Linked DNA regions of Homo sapiens: all the other regions are linked to region 2. The links are chromatin loops, found by intact Hi-C in ENCODE. Cell type or tissue: heart left ventricle. All regions are shown on one strand. Links, peaks and the distances in the headings refer to the core of each region. The heading gives the core; the rest is flanking DNA.

What was found. Hi-C counts contacts between places; a loop is a spot of excess contacts. Peaks named below come from ENCODE experiments on the same cell type or tissue, not always from the same donor. Only the 100,000 strongest peaks of a DNase experiment are listed, where the experiment ranks them.
Region 1: a loop joins it to region 2, with 9 times the contacts of the local background. A loop is called at or near these places in 30 of 110 quality-filtered maps.
Region 3: it touches region 2 in a loop (8-fold over the local background); 29 of 110 quality-filtered maps call a loop at or near these places.

Annotation. Positions count from the first base shown.
Region 1 is chr12:94,543,477-94,549,667 of GRCh38, forward strand. It overlaps the pseudogene SUCLG2P2. Among named protein-coding and RNA genes, the nearest start is that of MIR5700, 15 kb to the right of the region's middle. In heart left ventricle, for the core only: a CTCF peak has its summit at 2,891; no DNase peak of the experiment used is centred there.
Region 2 is chr12:95,333,445-95,339,910 of GRCh38, forward strand. It overlaps LOC105369917 (a long non-coding RNA gene), which reads right to left. Exons shown (of 11, transcript XR_001749265.1): 11 at 4,126-4,214. Among named protein-coding and RNA genes, the nearest start is that of MIR3685, 27 kb to the left of the region's middle. RefSeq lists an enhancer at 1,477-2,393. In heart left ventricle, for the core only: CTCF peaks have their summits at 1,195 and 3,208; a DNase peak (open chromatin) is centred at 3,197; H3K27ac peaks cover 699 bases.
Region 3 is chr12:94,550,066-94,556,256 of GRCh38, forward strand. It overlaps the pseudogene SUCLG2P2. Among named protein-coding and RNA genes, the nearest start is that of MIR5700, 8.6 kb to the right of the region's middle. In heart left ventricle, for the core only: no CTCF peak of the experiment used is centred there; no DNase peak of the experiment used is centred there.

The sequences.
Region 1 (6,191 bases), core at 542-5,541, 790 kb before region 2:
CCCAGAGTTGGAGGTGGGGCCTGGTGGGAGGTGATTGGATTATAGGGGTGGATCCTTCACGAAGGGTTTAGTACCAACCCTTGGGTGCTGTTCTCGTGATAGAGTTCTCATGAGAATTGGTTATTCTCAACAGGTTATTTACTGGTTGTGTAACCAGTTACATGAGAACTGGCTAGCACTTACCCACCTCTCTCTCTTGCTCCTTCTCCCACCATGAGATGCCTCACTCCGCCCCCTTCATCTTCTGCCATGATTGTAAGTTCCCTGAGGCCTCCCAGGAGCTGATGCCGTCATGCTTCCTGTACAGCCTGCAGAACCATGATCCAGTTAAACCTCTTTTTAAAATAAAAATAAATTACCCAGTCTCAGGTATTTCTTTACAGCAGTGTGAGAATGGACTAATCTACCAATTAAACATAATCAGTATACACTATCACAAAAATGACATTCACTCCCTATCTCCCTGTCTGCTTTTAGTTTTGCCACATTTTATCAAGGATGAATACAAGGAAAATCCTCTCTTCCTGACCGTTCAGTGGGGAAAAGTGGCAGTGCTGGGGTGAGAGGCACCTGCTTTTATTTTTTGTGTTAAGGAACCTACAGGAGAGGTGCGAGCTGAGCTGGAAATTGCAGGCCCTGCCCTGTGCCAAGGGGCAGTTGCTACTTAGCTCTAGCCAACTGTTACCAGGGACAAGGACAGGCCAGACCAGCCAGAGTTTTCCAATTTTTCAAAAAAACTGAAAATATACATTTTTAAAGTGAAATTTGATTTTAAGACATTGATAACTAATTTTTTAAAAATTAACTGTGTTGGCCACCTCACATCCATTACAACGGCTACTAGTAAAAAACAAAACCAAACAAAAACAAAATAGAAAATAAGTGTTGGTGAGGATGTAGAGAAATTGGAGCGCTGTTGGTGGGAATGGAAAACGGTGCAGCTGCTGTAGAAAACAGTATGGCAGTTCCTCAAACATTTAAAAATAGAATTAGCATATGATCCAGCAATTCCACTTCTGGGTATATACTCAAAAGAACTGAAAGCAGAGTCTTGAAGATATATTTGTACACCCATATTCATAGCAGCATTATTCATGAGAGCTAAAATGCGGATGCAACCCAAGTGTCCATTGACAAATGAATAGATAAGCAAAATGTGACACACATATATATATATCACATGATGGAATATTATTTAGCCTTACGAGGAGGGAAATGCTGATATATGCAACACAGATGAATCCTCAGGACATTCTGCTAAATGAAATAAGTCAGTAATAGAAGGATAAATTACTGTTCGATTCCATTCGTATGAGCTGCAATACTTAGTCAAAACCACAGAGACAGTGAAATGGTGGTTGCCAGGAAGTGGGTGGGGGGCAAGAATGGGGAATTAGTGATTAATGGGTACAAAGTTTCAGATTCGCAAGATGAAAAAAGTTCTAGGCTGGGTGCAGTGGCTCACGCCTGTAATCCCAGCACTTTGGGAGGCCGAGGTGGGTAGATCACCTGAGGTCAGGAGTTTGAGACCAGCCTGGCCAACATGGTGAAACCTCATGTCCACTAAAAATACAAAAAATTATCTGGGCACAGTGGCAGGTGCCTGTAGTCCCAGCTACTTGGGAGGCTGAGACAGGAGAATCGCTTGAACCTGGGAGGCGGAGGTTGCAGTGAGCCGAGATCGCGCCACTGCACTCCAGCCTGGGTGACAGAGTGAGACTCCATCTTAAAAAAAAAAAAAAATTATGAAAAAAGTTCTGGAGGTAGACGGTGGGGATGGCTGCACACCAATATGAATGTACTTAGTGCCACTGAATTTCACACTTAAAAATGGTTGAAATAGTAAATTTAATGTTATATGTATTTTACCAGAATTTTAAAAATTGGAAAATGACAACTGAGCTGGCTAAGATTGTTATTTTGAAACAAGACACATTTTTTAAGGCCTAGCTTCAGCTCATAGTCCACCAGTTTGCAACCTCTGTTTTAACACTTCCTTGTTTTCTAGTCATTTCATGTGTTCATGTCTTACCCAACTAGAAGGTAAAATTCCCTGGAAGTAGGAACTGTGTCTTAACCTTCTTTGGTATCTTTCAAAGTGGGTACTTGGAGCTTTGCAGTGGGCAAATCACAGTTGCCCTGCTGAATACTGGATGATACCCACACACTCATAACTAATTATTAGACACTGCCATGCTGTACACAGAGCTGTGGCCACATGGGATTAATTGTAACATTTCAAGAATAAGAAGAGAGCTTTTGAAGTACAAAAAGAAATTCATTCTGACTAGCAGGTGGGGATGGTGTGTCAGGAGAGACGAGGGTGAAGAGGGCAGGGAGACGGGAAAGGGGCCTTATAGGCCACAAGAAGGGGAAATGGGAAATTGCCACAGGCTGTAAGCAGAGGGTGACGAGATTGGATTGGATTTTGAGATAAATCATAAAAACTAGAGCCTGGAACGCCCCTGCTAAGAGATTCAGGAAAATGGTAAATGCCGCTTGGCAACAGCTCTCCAGGGCCACATGTGAACACAAACACACTTGTTTGTGTTCAGCGAATGAGGAGGTTGGGGACATAGGGAAGAACTAGGGGAACTCGGGGGGCTTCAACAAGAGGAGTGAGGCAAATGCACACCCCCTTCAGAGCAGGGGCTGTGTGCGCACGTGTGTATGTTGCGTGTGTGCAGTTAGAGTGGGGGTGATTCTTAGGTGGGTCTAGGCAAGCTGACACCCTAAGTTGCAGACCATGGGCAGCAGATGGAGGCGACGCTAAAGTCCAGCCATCAGACCCTCCGTGCTCCCCTGGAACACCTGTAGGAAACCCTGAGAACTCCAACTTTAAAGGGATCCAAGACACTGTAGCCAGCACAGTAACCCGTGGCAACCCCTAGAGGTTGCTATAACCTCAGCAATGGGGAGCGTTATACCGAAGGAACCTGCCGGTTCCCCAGACACAAAAATGGCTGAACCTTGGTGATCACAGCACATGACCAGGAACCGCCAATACACTCATGGAACTGTCCCGCTGACAATGTCTAGAGGGAAAATGCCCTGTCCTCTAACACCCTTCTCTGAGGGGGAAAAAAGCCACATTAGAAGAAGTGATATGACCAAAAGACAAGCTTTCTCCAAAGGCCAATGGCCTTGGAATGTTTATTAAGTGTTTTGTCTGTTTGCTCAAGTGCTATCCTTCAACACCGGGACTAGAAACAATTTCTTCAGAAATAACTAACCAGCCACAATTAGTAAAACTTCATAAAGCCTGGAGAATACTGTCATCAGAAGAGCTACATTTGGGGCAGTCTGGGGAAGGGTGAAGTGTGAGGATGGGGACCATTATCTCCAGAGGTCTAGTGATTAAGAACTGGGTGACTCTGGACAGCTGGTCCCAGGGACTTTGCACTTGTGGTGGAGGCTGAATTCGTCATTCCCAATCCGGATGCTATGCAATCATCGTCAAGTACTCCAATCCATCTGCATGTCTGAATATGGATGGGGATGCTCTGCACTGTCCCCATCGGCCGCTGGGTCCTCCACTCTCTCTCTGCTCTGGATCTCTGGATCTCATCTTTCTACTTCCTCTGCAGGTGGCATCATGGGGACTGTCTGGTGACTCCCCTAAGCAACCAGCATCAGACACTAGAAACTTCCAGTCAAGTCTCCTGGTCCCTGATTCCAACCAGACGACCACATCTTCACCCCAGGATGGACTTTAGACCTCAGCAGCAGAGACAGCCATACTTCCTGTGTGACACTGGGGCAACCACGTTTCTCACAGGCCCCCAGGTGGGGCTGAGATGAGAGCAGGCCATCTGAAGGTGCACAAAATAGGCAGGATGGGATGGAGGCCAAGAACATCCCAGTGAAATGGGTGCTCCCAATTTGCATTTGGGAAAGAAGGGCTCCCACCTTTCCCAAGCCCTGCATTTCACATATTTTGCCCCTATTCTACTCTACACTCAACCCCCAACTCTCTGAGTTCCACTCCACATGACCCCGCCCCCATCTTAACTTGCTGTGTCCTCACCCTACTCCACAGATCCCTGCCTCCCGTGCCTTTGCTCCAGGTGAGGCCATACACTTGGCGGAGGCCTATTTGCTGTGGCCATTTTGACCCAGGGAATGTCTGATGTGACCATTTGAAAACACTCTCCACAAAATTGCTCGAAACACTGTTTTATATTAAAAATTCAAAGCAGGCCTAAGTGAAAAAGACAAACAAGGGACAAGGGATGTGGGCCTGATGACTACTGAATGTACTACTTAGTAACAATAATTAAAAACTAAATATTTAATAGTTTGGCTTTCCCCCCAGCTACCTAAAAAAAAGCAAACAAACAAAAAAACTGCCTCTCAGACTAAAATAGCTGCTTCAAGAGCGCCACATCAACATGTGATAAGTTTGCTCACATTGTTACCTTCATCTTCCTACTCCCTGTGTCAATTACAAATGGCTTATGATGCAACTAATGGCCATTATCAAAGGCATAAGGAAAGACATTTAAGACTTCACATCACAAGAAGTCTCCAGACAGATGATTCCCAGCATTGACTCAACTGCTCAACGGGGCTCACAGAGACCCAGCTCCTGTCCGGCTTTCTTCTGCCATCCTTAGCTGCTTGGCTTTTAGTTCTCATTCTCATCACTTCATGGTTGCAAGATGGCTGCCACGGTTCCACGCATCACATCTTCACACAAGGCAGGAAAAAAGGGAAAGGGGCAGTAGTTAAAAGGCTGTTAGAGTGCTAGGTTTCCTGTTTAAGATAGCGTCCCCCATGGCAGCGCAGGCCTGGAAGCTTCTGCAAGCCCTAGCGCTGCTGCCCCGCTTCCTGGTGGCCAGGTCCCGGGCAGTTCAATTAACCTCCAGAAGATGGCTGAGCCTGCAGGAATGCCAGAGCAAGAAACTGATGTCTGATAACAGAGTGACAGTTCAAAGATTCTTTGTAGCAGACACTGCGAATGAAGCTCTTGAGGCCGCTAAGAGACTAAATGCAAAAGAAATTGTTTTAAAAGCCCAGATCTTAGCTGGAGGAAGAGGAAAAGGTGTCTTCAATAGTGGTTTGAAAAGAGGTGTTCATTTAACAAAAGACCCTAATGTTGTGGGACAGCTGGCTAAACAGATGATTGGGTACAATCTAGCGACAAAACAAACTCCAAAAGAAGGTGTGAAAGTTAACAAGGTGATGGTTGCTGAAGCCTTGGACATTTCCAGAGAAACCTACCTGGCAATTCTGATGGACCAGTCCTGCAATGGCCCCATGCTGGTGGGCAGCCCCCAGGAGGGCATCGACATTGAAGAGGTGGCTGCTTCAAACCCAGAGCTCATTTTTAAGGAGCAAATTGACATTTTTGAAGGAATAAAGGACAGCCAAGCTCAGCGGATGGCAGAAAATCTAGGCTTCGTTGGGCCTTTGAAAAGCCAGGCTGCAGATCAAATTACGAAGCTGTATAATCTCTTCCTGAAAATTGATGCTACTCAGGTGGAAGTGAATCCCTTTGGTGAAACTCCAGAAGGACAAGTTGTCTGTTTTGATGCCAAGATAAACTTTGATGACAATGCAGAATTCCAACAAAAAGACATATTTGCTATGGACGACAAATCAGAGAATGAGCCCATTGAAAATGAAGCTGCCAAATATGATCTAAAATACATAGGACTAGATGGGAACATTGCCTGCTTTGTGAATGGTGCTGGGCTCGCCATGGCTACTTGTGATATCATTTTCCTTAATGGTAGGAAGCCAGCCAGCTTCTTGGATCTTGGAGGTGGTGTAAAGGAAGCTCAAGTATATCAAGCATTCACATTGCCCACAGCTGATCCTAAGGTTGAAGCCATCCTTGTCAATATTTTTGGTGGTATCGTCAACTGTGCCATCATTGCCAATGGGATCACCAAAGCCTGCCAGGAGCTAGAACTCAAGGTGCCCCTTGTGGTTTGGCTTGAAGGAACCAACGTCCAAGAGGCCCAGGAAATACTCAACAGCAGACTCCCCATTACTTCAGCCGTTGACCTGGAGGATGCAGCCAAGAAGGCTGTGGCCAGTGTGGCCAAGAAGTGATGTCTTTGTCCTGATCCGATGGAGAAACAAAGCCATTTTTCCATAAAAAGGGATGGTTCATCATTGTGAAAGAAATGGTTATCTCGTTGGGGAGGAAAAGGGGGGGTGAAGGCAAGAATCACTGAAAAATC
Region 2 (6,466 bases), core at 573-5,572:
CCATTAGCAGTGCTTAGTTCTGGGTAGCAGAAGTGTGAATGCTTTTAATTTCTTTCTTTATGCTTTTCTGCATTTTCAAAAATCAAAGTATACCAGAGGACCCTCCCTGCAAATAATCTGTGGTGCTGACTTCTCACAAAGCAGTCATATAAGCCTCCAAAGACCTTCAGGATCGGAATACTAAGAAGGTAAAATAAATTGGAAGATGTGGCCTGGGTGCAGTGGCTCACGCCTGTAATCCCACCACTCTGGGAGGCCTAGGCGGTGGATCACCTGAGGTCAGGAGTTTGAGACCAGCCTGGCCAACATAGCGAAACCCTGTCTCTACTAAAAATACAAAAATTAGCCCGGCCTGGTGGAAGGCACCTGTTAATTCCAGCTTCTCGGGAGGCCGAGGCAGGAGAATCGCTTGAACCCAGGAGGTGGAGGTTGCAGTGAGCCGAGATTGTGCCACTGGACTCCAGCCTGGGTGACAGAGCAAGACTGTCTCAAAGAAAAGAAAAGAAATAGGAAGATGAGTAGATGTGTGCACATCTCTGCAGGGACAGAAAGATATGGGTGTTCCTGGAGCTGCTTACTGCTCTGTTCTGGTAAGTCCCAGAAAGTTCTCAATCTCTGCTGCCCAAGGCCTCCTCTCATAAATCCTTTTACCCTCTCTGCTGATCATGTGGTTGGTCCCTGCAGGGTAGAGGCTACCAAAACTCTGATAAAATATCCTTAATATATACTGAATAGGATACAAAAATGCATGTGGAGTGGAGCACGGTGGCTCATGCCTGTAATCCCAGCACTTTGGGAGGCCGAGGCAGGTGGATCACCTGAGGTCAGGAATTTGAGATCAGCCTGGCCAACACGGTGAAACCTCATCTCTACTAAAAATACAAAAATTAGCCAGGCATGGTGGCACACACCTGTAATCCCAGCTACTCAGGAGGCTGAGGCAGGAGAATCGCTTGAATCCAGGAGGCGGAGGTTGCAGTGAGCCAAGATCATGCCACTGCACTCCAGCCTGGGCAACAAGAGTGAGACTCCCTTTCAAAAAAAAAAAAAAAATGCGTGTGGTTGCAGTTTGCCCTAAGAGGGCCCATGCTGTCTGGGTGTTCGGTAGCTAAAGTTAGAAAAGGCTTTGAAGTGTCTGAAGAGGAGAGACAGGGAAGTGACTCACAGCTCAACAGCTTCACCCTCTGGCTTTGATGGTCCTTGGCTCCGTGATGCTCAGTGTCTGTGTGAGTCTCAGAGAGCAAAAGCCCAATCCACAGCCCACCTGTTTGTATTCTTCACCCTCATTTGAGATTCTCAGAACTCAAGGAGAGCTCCTTTAGAAAATATGACTGCAGTTGTAGTGTAGTTGAAATATCAAAAACCTTTGTTATTAAAAAACCCAAACCTTTATTATGTCACTTGTAATAAAATATAAATGTGCTAAATTGGCTCAAATAAGTTGGATCAAATAATATTAAATAAAACAAAGGTGAAAAAAGAAACTTAAAAATAATTTTTTTTTGATGGGATCTCACTATGTTGCCCAGGCTGGTCTTGAATGCCTGGTCTCAAGCAATCTTCCTGTCTAGCTTCCAAAAGTGCTGAGATTACAGGCCTGAGCTACTATGCCCAGCCAAGAAACTATTTAAGTACTATAAGTTTTGTTGTGCTCGCTTCGGCAGCACATATACTAAGTACTAAAAGTTTTGTGATATAATTTCTTAAGTTGATAATTCTATTTTAGTCTTTCAACCTGATTATAAGAATTTGGGACAAAGGCTCACGTAAACATGACTTTGGCTCGGGGCAGTGGCTCATGCCTGTAATCCCCCCATTTTGGGAAGATGAGGCAGGAGGATCTATCACTTAAGGCCAGGAGTTTGATGCCAGTCTGGGCAACATAGTGAGACCTCAAATCTACAAAAAATAAAATTAGTCATGTGTGATGGTGTGTGCCTGCCGTCCTAGCTACTTAGGAAGCTGAGGCGGGAGGATCCCTTGAGCCCAGGAGTCAAGGCTGCAGTGAGCTATAATTGTGTCACTGCACTCCGGTCTAGGTGACAGACTCTGTCTCGCTTAAAAAAAAATTAACATGGCTTCATTCCTCATAAAACATTGTGATGAAGAGTCACAATGTTTTGAGTCACTATTCTCTTTACTCCATCTTTGGAGAGGTACGGTGGAGGAGAACAAAAAATGGCCCAAACCAAGCCTTTTAAAGCCTCCTGAAGCACTCAATTCATTTTCTGTCTTGTCCCTTTAAAGGAGAGACATGGCTGGTTCCATCATTCTCTCTCCTCTACTGCGGTGTCACTACACACTTCCACCATTTCCACTGGTCACCTGGAATTGTAACTACAGACTACAGTATTTGTTCCTGTTTTTGTTGTTTTTCGAAATGGAGTCTCACTCTGTCACCCAGGCTGGAGTGATTCTCCTGCCTCAGCCTCCCAAGTAGCTGGAATTATAGGCACACGCCACCATGCCTGGCTAATTTTTGTGTTTTTATTAGAGACGGGGTTTCACCACGTTGACCAGGCTGGTCCTGAACTCCTGGCCTCAGGTGATCCTCCCACCTCAGCCTCCCAGGGAAGTGCTAGGATTATAGGCATGAGCCACTGCAGCTGGCCTGTTCCTGTATTTGCATCTGAACAGTATTTGTATCTGGACAGGAACTCTCTTCCCTCTTGAAGTCAAGGATCACGTCAGAACAGATAGAATAATGTAAATATGTGAGCTGGCAATTTGGAAATAATATTCCACAGAGACAATCTTGTCCCACCCCAGAGCCCTGGATGCACATGTGTATAAAAAAGAACACCTCAGTTAAAGAATCCTTCCAGCCCCATGCATCCGAACAAACAGCTGAAATGAATTTTCAGCTGAGTTTTCACAACGCTCATTGCAAGCTCTTTGCCCTCATTAAATTATCAGGAAAATGCAAGTAATTTATTATGTGTAATCACATCATTCGCGGTAGCACTTCGCCCAGAGAAACCTAGCCCAATATGGTAACATCAGAACAATGCTTCACCTCACATCTTCCTTTGAAAGATAAAGAAAACACAGAATCATTCTGCTTCTCTCCGGGAAGGAAGGCAAAGCGTTTCCCCAGGCCCTCAGAACACCATCTGGCTGCAGTCTTTCCTTTTAGGGACCTGGTATTTTCTGGCCCAGGGACAAAGCGCATTTATTTCAGATGGATCAACACTGTCACCCAGCGGGCAGACAGCTGGGCAGGCTGAGGCCTTAGCCTTGCTCTTGGCTTGACAGCCAGATACTGACAGCCAGTATTTGAATAGGAACCTGTTTGTTTCGGGTGATCAGGATTAATTGTTAATATTCTCTTGGAGGGAACTGGGACAACCTCAGCTGACAAGCCTTTGATTTGGATGTCATGGGTGAGTGCAACTTAAGAAAGACATATATTTTCATCGTGCTGATGCTTTTTTTTTTTTTTAAGCCACTAGTGAATTTATAAGAAGCACAGGCTGTAAACCAACCAAGCATGTCTACCAAGACTCCCAGAATCAAATAGGTTTGCAGGAGCAGGGTGATATTTGGTCACCTGTCAGGTACTCTGGGAAGACTCCTCTACCACAAAATAAGACTAGTTGTTCATTGTTCGTAGTGACAGTGATGAATATTTTGAAAACTGAAAATAGATGTGTGTGTGTGTGTGTGTGTGGTGTGTGTGTGTGTGTATCTGTGTATTGAAATGTCAGGAAATAATCTGCATTACTACGGTGAAATCAGTGGATGAGTTAGTCTTTGTTTCTCTATTTTGTATATATCTCAGAAGACATGCACGGGATGCAACCTCTGTCCCATCTCATTTGTACTGAGTCCTTTTCTCTTGTCTAAACTGTCACTTGACACTTGAAACAAGCTGGATTCCTTTGCATATTGAGGTAGGCTCTGTGCCTTCTTGCTAAATGTACGGTTGAATTATTTCTTCTCCCCAGCTGGAACTCATCAACAAGCTGAAAGCATTCATCTGGGAACACTTTACACTTCTTACGAGCATGTCCGAGGAAGTGGGGGCTGAGACTTCACCTTGTAGAAACTCTTGCAGAATTTTGATTAAAAGCAGTCTCTGTTCATAGTGAGAAAATCTGGATTTGAATTCTGATCCCACCACATGCGAGCTCCTTGACCTTAGATAAGTTAACCTGTGTCTCAGTTTCCACCTCTGTTATCAGGGATAAAATTAGTACCTACCCCCTGGATTGCTGTGAGGATTTAGATAAGAAAATACACATGAATAACTTAGCACAGTGCCTGGGCACATAGTTAAAGATCAATAAACATTAGTATTACCATTGTCATAATTATTATAATGATATCTATCATATATATTATTCCCAAAATGCAACTTTCATAAAGTGCCTCTAGGCTAGCAGATGAAATCATGGCATCTTTTTAGCTGGAAGGGTCCTGAAAGATCATCCAGTCATTGCTTCTCATTAAAATCACCCAGAGAAACTTTTAAAACAAACGCTAATACCTCATTGTAGCCAGACAAAATAATACTTACTGTATGAATCCTTTTTTTTTTTTTTTGAGATGGAGTCTTGGACTGTCACCCAGGCTGGAGTGCAGTGCCATGATCTCCGCTCACCGCAACCTCTGCCTCCTGGGTTCAAGTGATTCTCCTGCCTCAGCCTCCCAAGTAGCTGGGATTACAGGCACCTGCTACCACGCCCGGCTAATTTTCTGTATTTTTAGTAGAGATGGGGTTTCACTATGTTGGCCAGGCTGGTCTTGAACTCCCTACCTCGTGATCCACCTGCCTCAGCCTCTGAAAGTGCTGGGATTACAGGCATATGAATCCTTTTAGATGAAATTCTAGAAGGGACAAACCTAATCTATAGTGACAGAACACTGATCAGTGGTGATCTGGGGATGATGTTGGAAGGACTGGCAGCTAATGGGCCAAAGGAAACTTTTAGGGTGATGGCAGTGTTTTCTATCTTGACTGTGGAAGTGATTACATGGGTACATACGTTTGTCAAACTCATTGGCGCTTAAAATATTCACTTGAACGCATTACGTTGTATGTAAACTATATTGTAATAAAGAGAATACTGATGCTGGGTCTCATCCACAGACATTCTGATTTAATTGTTCGAGGGTGAAGCCCAGAAGTCATTTTTTTTTCATGTATCCAAAGCATCAGCTGTGATTGAGAGCCACTGATCTAACTCAGTCTTCTTTTTTTCCAGATGACATGAACCCAAACAAATACAGCTGGTTAAAGGGGAAGGTCTTAGACTAAAATTCAGGTCACCTGGTTTCTTGTGCGCCAAACCTTATCTTTACTTACAACATGTCCTCTGCCTGGAACCTCTTTCTCTTCCTTCTTCTCATCTCTCTGACAAAATCCTACCTACCCTTAGGGGCTAGTATACAGTTGGCTTTAACCAATAGTATGAGCAATAGCATACCGCATAACTTTTGAGGCTGGAGTGCAGTGGTGTAATCACAGCTCCTTGCAGCCTTGACTTCCAGGCTCAAGTGATCCTCTTGCCTCAGCCTCCTGAGTAGCTAGGGCTACAGGCATACACTACCAAGCCCAGCTAATTTTTTTAATTTTGTAGAGACAGGGTCTCACTATGTTGCCCAGGCTGGTTTTGAACTCCTGGGCTCAAACAATCCTCCCACCTCGGCCTCCCAAAGTGCTGGGATTACTGGCATGAGCCACTATGCTCGGCCAGGAACATTCCTTCTTCAAACCAGCACCATGTTGTGAGGAAACCCAACTGGCTATGAGGAAACCCAAGTGGCTATGCACATATGACACTTCTCAGGAAGCCTCAGGCTGTGGCTCACCCCACTGGACTAGGAGCTCCTTGGCAGAAGGAACTGTGGCTCATTTTATTGACTGAGTGAGTGGGTGAGTGTATCTTCAGTATTCAGTACTTGTGTTTGGCACAGAGCAGACAGTCAATAAACATTTGTTGAACTGAAAAACCAGTGGAAGGGAATTAGCATTCATTGCCTATGATGTGCCAGGAATTGAAACAAGCACTTTGTGCACATTATCTCACTGAATTTTTACAATAATTTTATGAGTTGGTTATTATTTCTCCCTTTTGAAAGGGAGGATACAAGCTCAGAGAAGCTTAGTAATTTACCAAAGGTCACACAGCAAGCAAATAGTAGAATCAAGGTTTGAACTCAAGTGTGTTTGTTTTCAAAGTTCATGCTTTTTCTCTACCACACCAGGCTGTCTTGCTTATGGTAGTTATTCTACTAGGTCTTACACTATGGATTTTTATGTAGCCATATCTCCTCAACTAGGTTATAAGCTTCATAAAGGTGGGAATTAAATTTTAGCACTTAATTTTTATATGAACTCATGAGGCGAATGATATGGCCACCTCAGTTTTTTTTTTTTTTTTTTTTTTTTTTTTTTTTTTTTGAGAAGGAGTCTCGCTCTGTCGCCCAGGCTGGAGTGCAGTGGCGGGATCTCGGCTCACTG
Region 3 (6,191 bases), core at 542-5,541, 780 kb before region 2:
TCTAATTCCAACATATGTTTGAAAAATCCATGAGTGTTCCAAAATATACTTAATAATGGAAGGTCTGCATTAATATACCATCCATGTGTTTTTACCATTTGGTTTAATATTGAATATACTGTTTACCTCACACTAAAAATAAAACCAGAAACCTTATTTGTGACTTTGGAGTGGAAGCTTCCATTTTTGGGTCAAAAATGAATCCTGATTCTTATGGAAATCTCTGTTATTAAGTCATTTCAAGATGAGACAACACTGAAGATCAAATTGTGTTGGGTATCAGTATCTTCTCTCCTCGTTTATCTCTTACACCTCATCCTCCCAGGATCTACCAGTTGATGGTAGAAAGATGGGAACCTTATCTGAATGTTTTTTTTTTCCATGATGTCCAATTTTGTTGTGGGAAAGGATTTGGATAAAGTTTTTGTTTAAATTTTGGTAGATTTTTATCTATACAAGTTTAAATAAAATTATGTTTTGTAAGTTGTAAAAGAAAAAAAAAAGGCTGTTAGAACTGTCCTGGGAAGAACTGGACCAGAACTAGTGCAGCTGCGGTTGAGATGGAGAGATGATGATTTTGAGATGTATTTAGAAGGTAGAATTGACATGGGTTGATGGTGGTAATGACAAGGAAGATGGTTCTGAGGTTTCTAGCTTGGGTGGTGGTGGTGCCTTTTAATGGAAATAAAGAGTACAGAAAGAGCAGACTTGGTGTAAGGGAAAAAACAATGACCTTGGTGTTTTCGTTTGAGGTTCTCTAGGAACATCCTGAACCAATATTATATAAGAAATTTAAAATATAGATCCACTGCTTATAAAAGAGGTAGATGCTACTAGCTATGTAACTGTAGTAGTATTTGCCACACAGGCGGCAGCTGGGTCCACAGAGGGTGTGTAGGAAGGACGGGGAGCCACAGAACCCTGAAGAGTGGTGGAGAGGTACACGGAGACCTGGAGAGAAAACACCCTAAGGGATTAAGCTTCAAAGAACAGGAAGAGGTCTCCAGTGTTGACCAATCTAGAAACCAAGTAAGGCCAGGCTGTGAAATGCATGCACTGGTTTTGGCAATTAGGTGGTCGATGACCTCATTGGATGCAATTCTTGGGAGGGAGGTACTGATTCTAGTTTACAGTGGTTTGAGGAAACTTAGGCAGTAAGGAAGTGGAGACGTTCAGGAAATGTGCTGGAGGGATGGACATGTGACCAAGTTCTGGCTCAAGAGTCATAAAGTTGGTCTTTCGGGGGCACTTCTAGAAGAGATTTTCCTCTCTGTAAAAGGGAAGGAGAGCCTGTCTAGCATGTTTTTCTGTGTGAGGATGTGATGCCTGGATCCAGGGCAGCCATCTTGTGGCCAGGAGGGGAGACATTACTGATAGACGGAGGCCAGTAGAGCAAGAGCAAGAGGACGGCTGAGCATGGTCCTTGGCCTTCACTGAGCTAATAAATCAACCCTGCAGCCACCTGCCTCCCAACTTCTTTTTAGGTGAGAAAAATAAACCCTCGGCCGGGTGCGGTGGCTCATGCCTATAATCCCAGCACTGTGGGAGGCCGAGGTGGGTGGATTACCTGAGGTCAGGAGTTCGAGACCAGCCTGGCCAACATGGTGAAACCCCGTCTCTACTGAAAATACAAAAATTAGCCGGGTGTGGTGGTGGGCACCTGTAATCCCAGCTACTCGGGAGCCTGAGGCAGGAGAATTGCTTGAACCCGGGAGGTGGAGGTTGCAGTGATCTGAGATCGTGCCACTGCACTCCAGCCTGGGCGACAAGAGTGAAACTCCGTCTCAAAAAATAAAAATAAAAATAAACCTCTGTTGCTTCAGCCACTTTAGCTCTGCTTGTAACTGGAATGTCAAGGACACAGCTCATTAGGTGTGATGAAAATGAACTCTACTGTTGCTCCCATTGGCCCTGGAAACTCTTCAGTGGGGTGATATTCCCCTACTGGATGAAAACTCTGGCAGGTCCATGACTTTTGTCCTCACCCTCAGGTAACAGATAACCCAAAGTCACTTTCCCTAGCCAACAGATTTGCAGTTGTGGAATCAGAATAGTACAAGATGAATAAAAGCCTGAATCTGATTTTGCATCGTGTCTCCGTTCCATCACCAGGCCTGTCTCAGGCCCACAGCCTGAAGTGTAAAGAGGCCATGGCTGGTGTTTCTTTCTTTTTCTGCCTCATGCTTCTTCTCCTTCCACCCAACGCTCACCCCTACGAGGCTGCTAGGGTGTGCTTGATCCCTTAGGGCCAGGGCGTGGGAAAGACAACCGGTAGAGTCTTTCCTAAGTGGGTACTGCTAAAAGCCAGCTGGGGTCTCTGTTGTGACCCAACTGATTTTTTTCTCACGGATACTTCTGCAGGCTCTTAGGAGATTGCTACTCCGGGATTCCCTGCAGGTCTCTTGAGGGGATGCATCTGTCCTGGGGTCTCCTCCCTCAGCCTCACAGGGGTGCTGTGCCCACTTCCCACTTTCTTCTGAGGGGATCCCCTGCCCTCATTGGACTAGCAGCATTTCTCTCCTGAGTGCTGCATGCCAGAGCCGGAGAAGCACTCAGCATCACAGTGGCTGCCTCCAGCATAGGCCTCCTGTCTGGCAGCCACAGGTCTCGATAGCTCTCTCACTTGTCAGTCAAGAAGTAGGTCTCAATGCTCTGTCTGAGACCTGCCTTAAGTTGAGGGCAGTAAAACCTCCATCCTGGGCACCTCAGAAGAAATCTGAAGAAAAAAAACAGTTGAAGAATCTTCTCTTTCCCCTCTCTCAATCCTGAAAAGGGTGAGGAGTTCAGGAACACAGGGAGAGGCCCTCAAACCTGCGCTTTGGAAATTCTACCTATAGTGACTTGGCTTTGAAATGTTATCTTCTGTGTTTTAGCATCTTGGGCAAAACTGGTTTAATCACCCACCTCTGGAATGCTTTTTTTTTTTTTTTTTTTTTTTTTTTTTTTTGAGACAGAGTCTCATTCTGTCCCCCAGGTTGGAGCACAGTGGCACGATCTCAACACATTGCAACCTCTGCCTCCCGGGTTCTAGCAATTTTTGTGCCTCAACCTCCCAAGTATCTGGAATTATAGGCATGAGCCACCATGCCTGGCTAATTTTTTTTTTTTTTTTTTTTTTTGGTAGAGACGGTGTTTCAACATGTTGGCCAGCCCGGTCTTGAACTCCTGACCTCAGATGATTCACCAGCCTCAGCCTCCGAAAGTGCTGGGATTACAGGCGTGAGCCAGCGCACCCGGCCTTGGAATGCTTATTATTGAGAAAAATAAACCTCTATTGTTTTAGCCAGTTTTGGCTCAACATTCTATTACTAGCCACCAAAAGCAGCTGAACTGCTTCACTGTGCTGGGTTGGCTTCATGACTCCCCTGGCACAATAAAGACAAAGCCCATCATTTATGATAGTAAAAAACTGCAGATACCCAACAACAGGAGATGAAACCAATGAAACACATACATGATGGAAAATTGTGCAGGCACTTCAAGTGACAACTTATAGGAAAAAGTTCATATTTTGCTAGATTATATACATGCAGAGCAAAAAGACTAAGAGGAAATATGTAAGAAAGGTAAAATTCAATTTGGTTGAGAAATGGAGTAAACATATATTATATATGCATAGAAAATAGCTGGAAGAATACACAATACACAGATATCAACAGTTGCATCTGGGGAGGGGTCTTGGGGATCTGGGTGGGAAGGAAGGTTACTTCTGAATTTTTCAACCATGTGCACATATTCTTTTTTTTTTTTTTTTTTTTTTTTTTTTTTTTTTGAGATGGAGTCTCACTCTGTCGCCCAGGCTGGAGTGCAATGGTGCAATCTCAGCTCACTGCAAACTCCGCCTCCTGGGTTAAAGCAATTCTCAAGCCTCAGCCTCCCCGAGCAGCTGGGATTACAGGTGCGGGCCACCATGCCTGGCCAATTTTTATATTTTTAGCAGAGACAAGGTTTCGCCACGTTGGCCAGGCTGTTCTCAAACTCCTGACCTCGTGATTCGCCTGCCTCGGCCTCACAAAGTGCCGGGATTCCAGGCGTGAGCCACCGTGCCCGGCATGTGCATATATTCTTTTCTCAACTGAGGAAAGTAGTAGTTTCGTGGGTAGGGTTGGGTGGTGAAGGTTGTTTTTGTTTAAGTTCAACGTTTTTGGAGGGAAAGGGATAATAATGGTTTTCTCTAGGTGGAAGAATTAATGCGGATTTTTATCTTTCTCTGTCTCTTCTATATTTCCCCAAATGTCTCCAAGTCATTTTGTATTACTAAAATAATCAGGAAAAAACCCACAATAAAATGCTCTTCCTTTCCTTGTTCCCTTTCCTTCCAGAATAATTCAGTTTTAAAGCCATTAGCAGTTAGTTGAACAGAGTAAGGCAGGGACCCATGGTGGGAGGGGCTGGTAGCCTAGAGCAGGGTGGCCGAGCTCAGGCATGGGGAGGAGGACACAGGGGAGGGGGTACCCGGCAGAGTCATCAATCCAGAAGGGTGGAAGAGGGCTTCCTTGAATGGGCAGCCTGGAGCATGTGTCAAAGCCAGAGAGGGTGGCAGGGAGGTACATGCACTGGGGCCACCAGCAAGGTTGTCTTAGATCCAAGTAGGGCGAGGCAGTCAGCACTGTTAGTACCCAACCATCACCCACATGGTGGAGATGTGGGCAGCAGAGATGGGAAATTTGTTATACAGAGGGAGTGGAGAAAATGAGTAAATATGTTAGAGACAATGGAAGTCCGTGCTTTCACTGTAGGAGAAAGAAGTTACAAATATGGAAAGGAGAGCTTGAATAAACCCAGAGGTGTTGATTGGTATTGGAGGTATTAGTGCGCACTCATGATTTTCAATATAGACATAGATGCAGAAATCAGCAGAGATTTAAATTTTTATATAAATGCATATAAGTATATAAATAAATACAGACATTGTCTTAGTCAGCTCAGGTTACTATCACAAAATACACTAGATTGGGTGGCTTACACAACAGACATGTATTGCCCATAGTTCTGGAGACTGGGAAGTCCGAGATCAAGATGCTGGCTAGGGCCCTCTTCCTGGCTTGCTCCCTACCTTCACACTGTGTCCTTACATCATGGGACAGAAAGAGAGAATGAGAAAGAGAGACTGCTGCTCTTTTTTTTTTTTTTTTTTTGAGACGAAGTCTTGCTCTGTTGCCCAGGCTGGAGTGCAGTGGTGCAATCTTGGCTCACAGCAATTTCTGCCTCCCAGGTTCAAGCGATTCTCCTGTCTCAGCCTCCCGAGTAGCTGGGATTATAGGCATGTGCCATCATGCCCAGCTAATTTTTTGTATTTTTAGTAGAGACGCGGTTTCACCATTTGGCCAGGCTGGTCTTGAACTCCTGACCTCAAGTGATCCACTTGCCTTGGTCTCCCAGAGTGTTGGGATTACAGGTGTGAGCCACCTCGCCCAGCCATGCCCTCTCTTCTTATAAGGCCACTAATGCCATCATGAAGACCCCACCCTAATAACCTAATTTAACCTTGATTACCTTCCACAAGCCCCATTTCTAAATACTATCACAATTGGGACTAGGGCTTCAACATATGAATTTTGGGGGACTCAAAGATTCAGTCCATAACAGATGTCTATGTATGTACCTGTATCATTACATACTATACACACATACATATATCCATATACAAAATGTATTCCCTACCCTGTCTACTATGACGACCTGGGAGTGGTGATGCCCTAATAGCAGAGCAAACCTAGAATCCAGATCTTGGCTTTAAAATGCAGTTTTCCACCAAATGCAACCCAGGCTCCTTACAAGAACGGTCAGTTCTAGGTCTAGGGCAAGGAAAGTACAACATGAGCCTGGAGCACGTGCTTGCTCAAAGAATAATGAGGACATGGCAAAAGGACACAAAACATTGCTTAAATGAGTTCCCACAGCTGTACAGGGTTCAACTTGTTATTAAAATGAATAATAATCATGGATTACAACCCTTTGAATAAAATAGGAAACAGTGATTCCATACTAATATTAGCAAATAGATGAATAAATTGAAAGTTTGGTGAGAAATGGGAGGTACAACATACTTCTCCACTAAATCCTCATTAATTACTCATGGGGACAAAACATCTTTACAGTGAAGGGGCCTAGAAGACACCTTAATTATCAAAGCAAAATCATCAATAATGGGACAAATGGAAACTGAGCTCTATGTGACAGGATGCAAT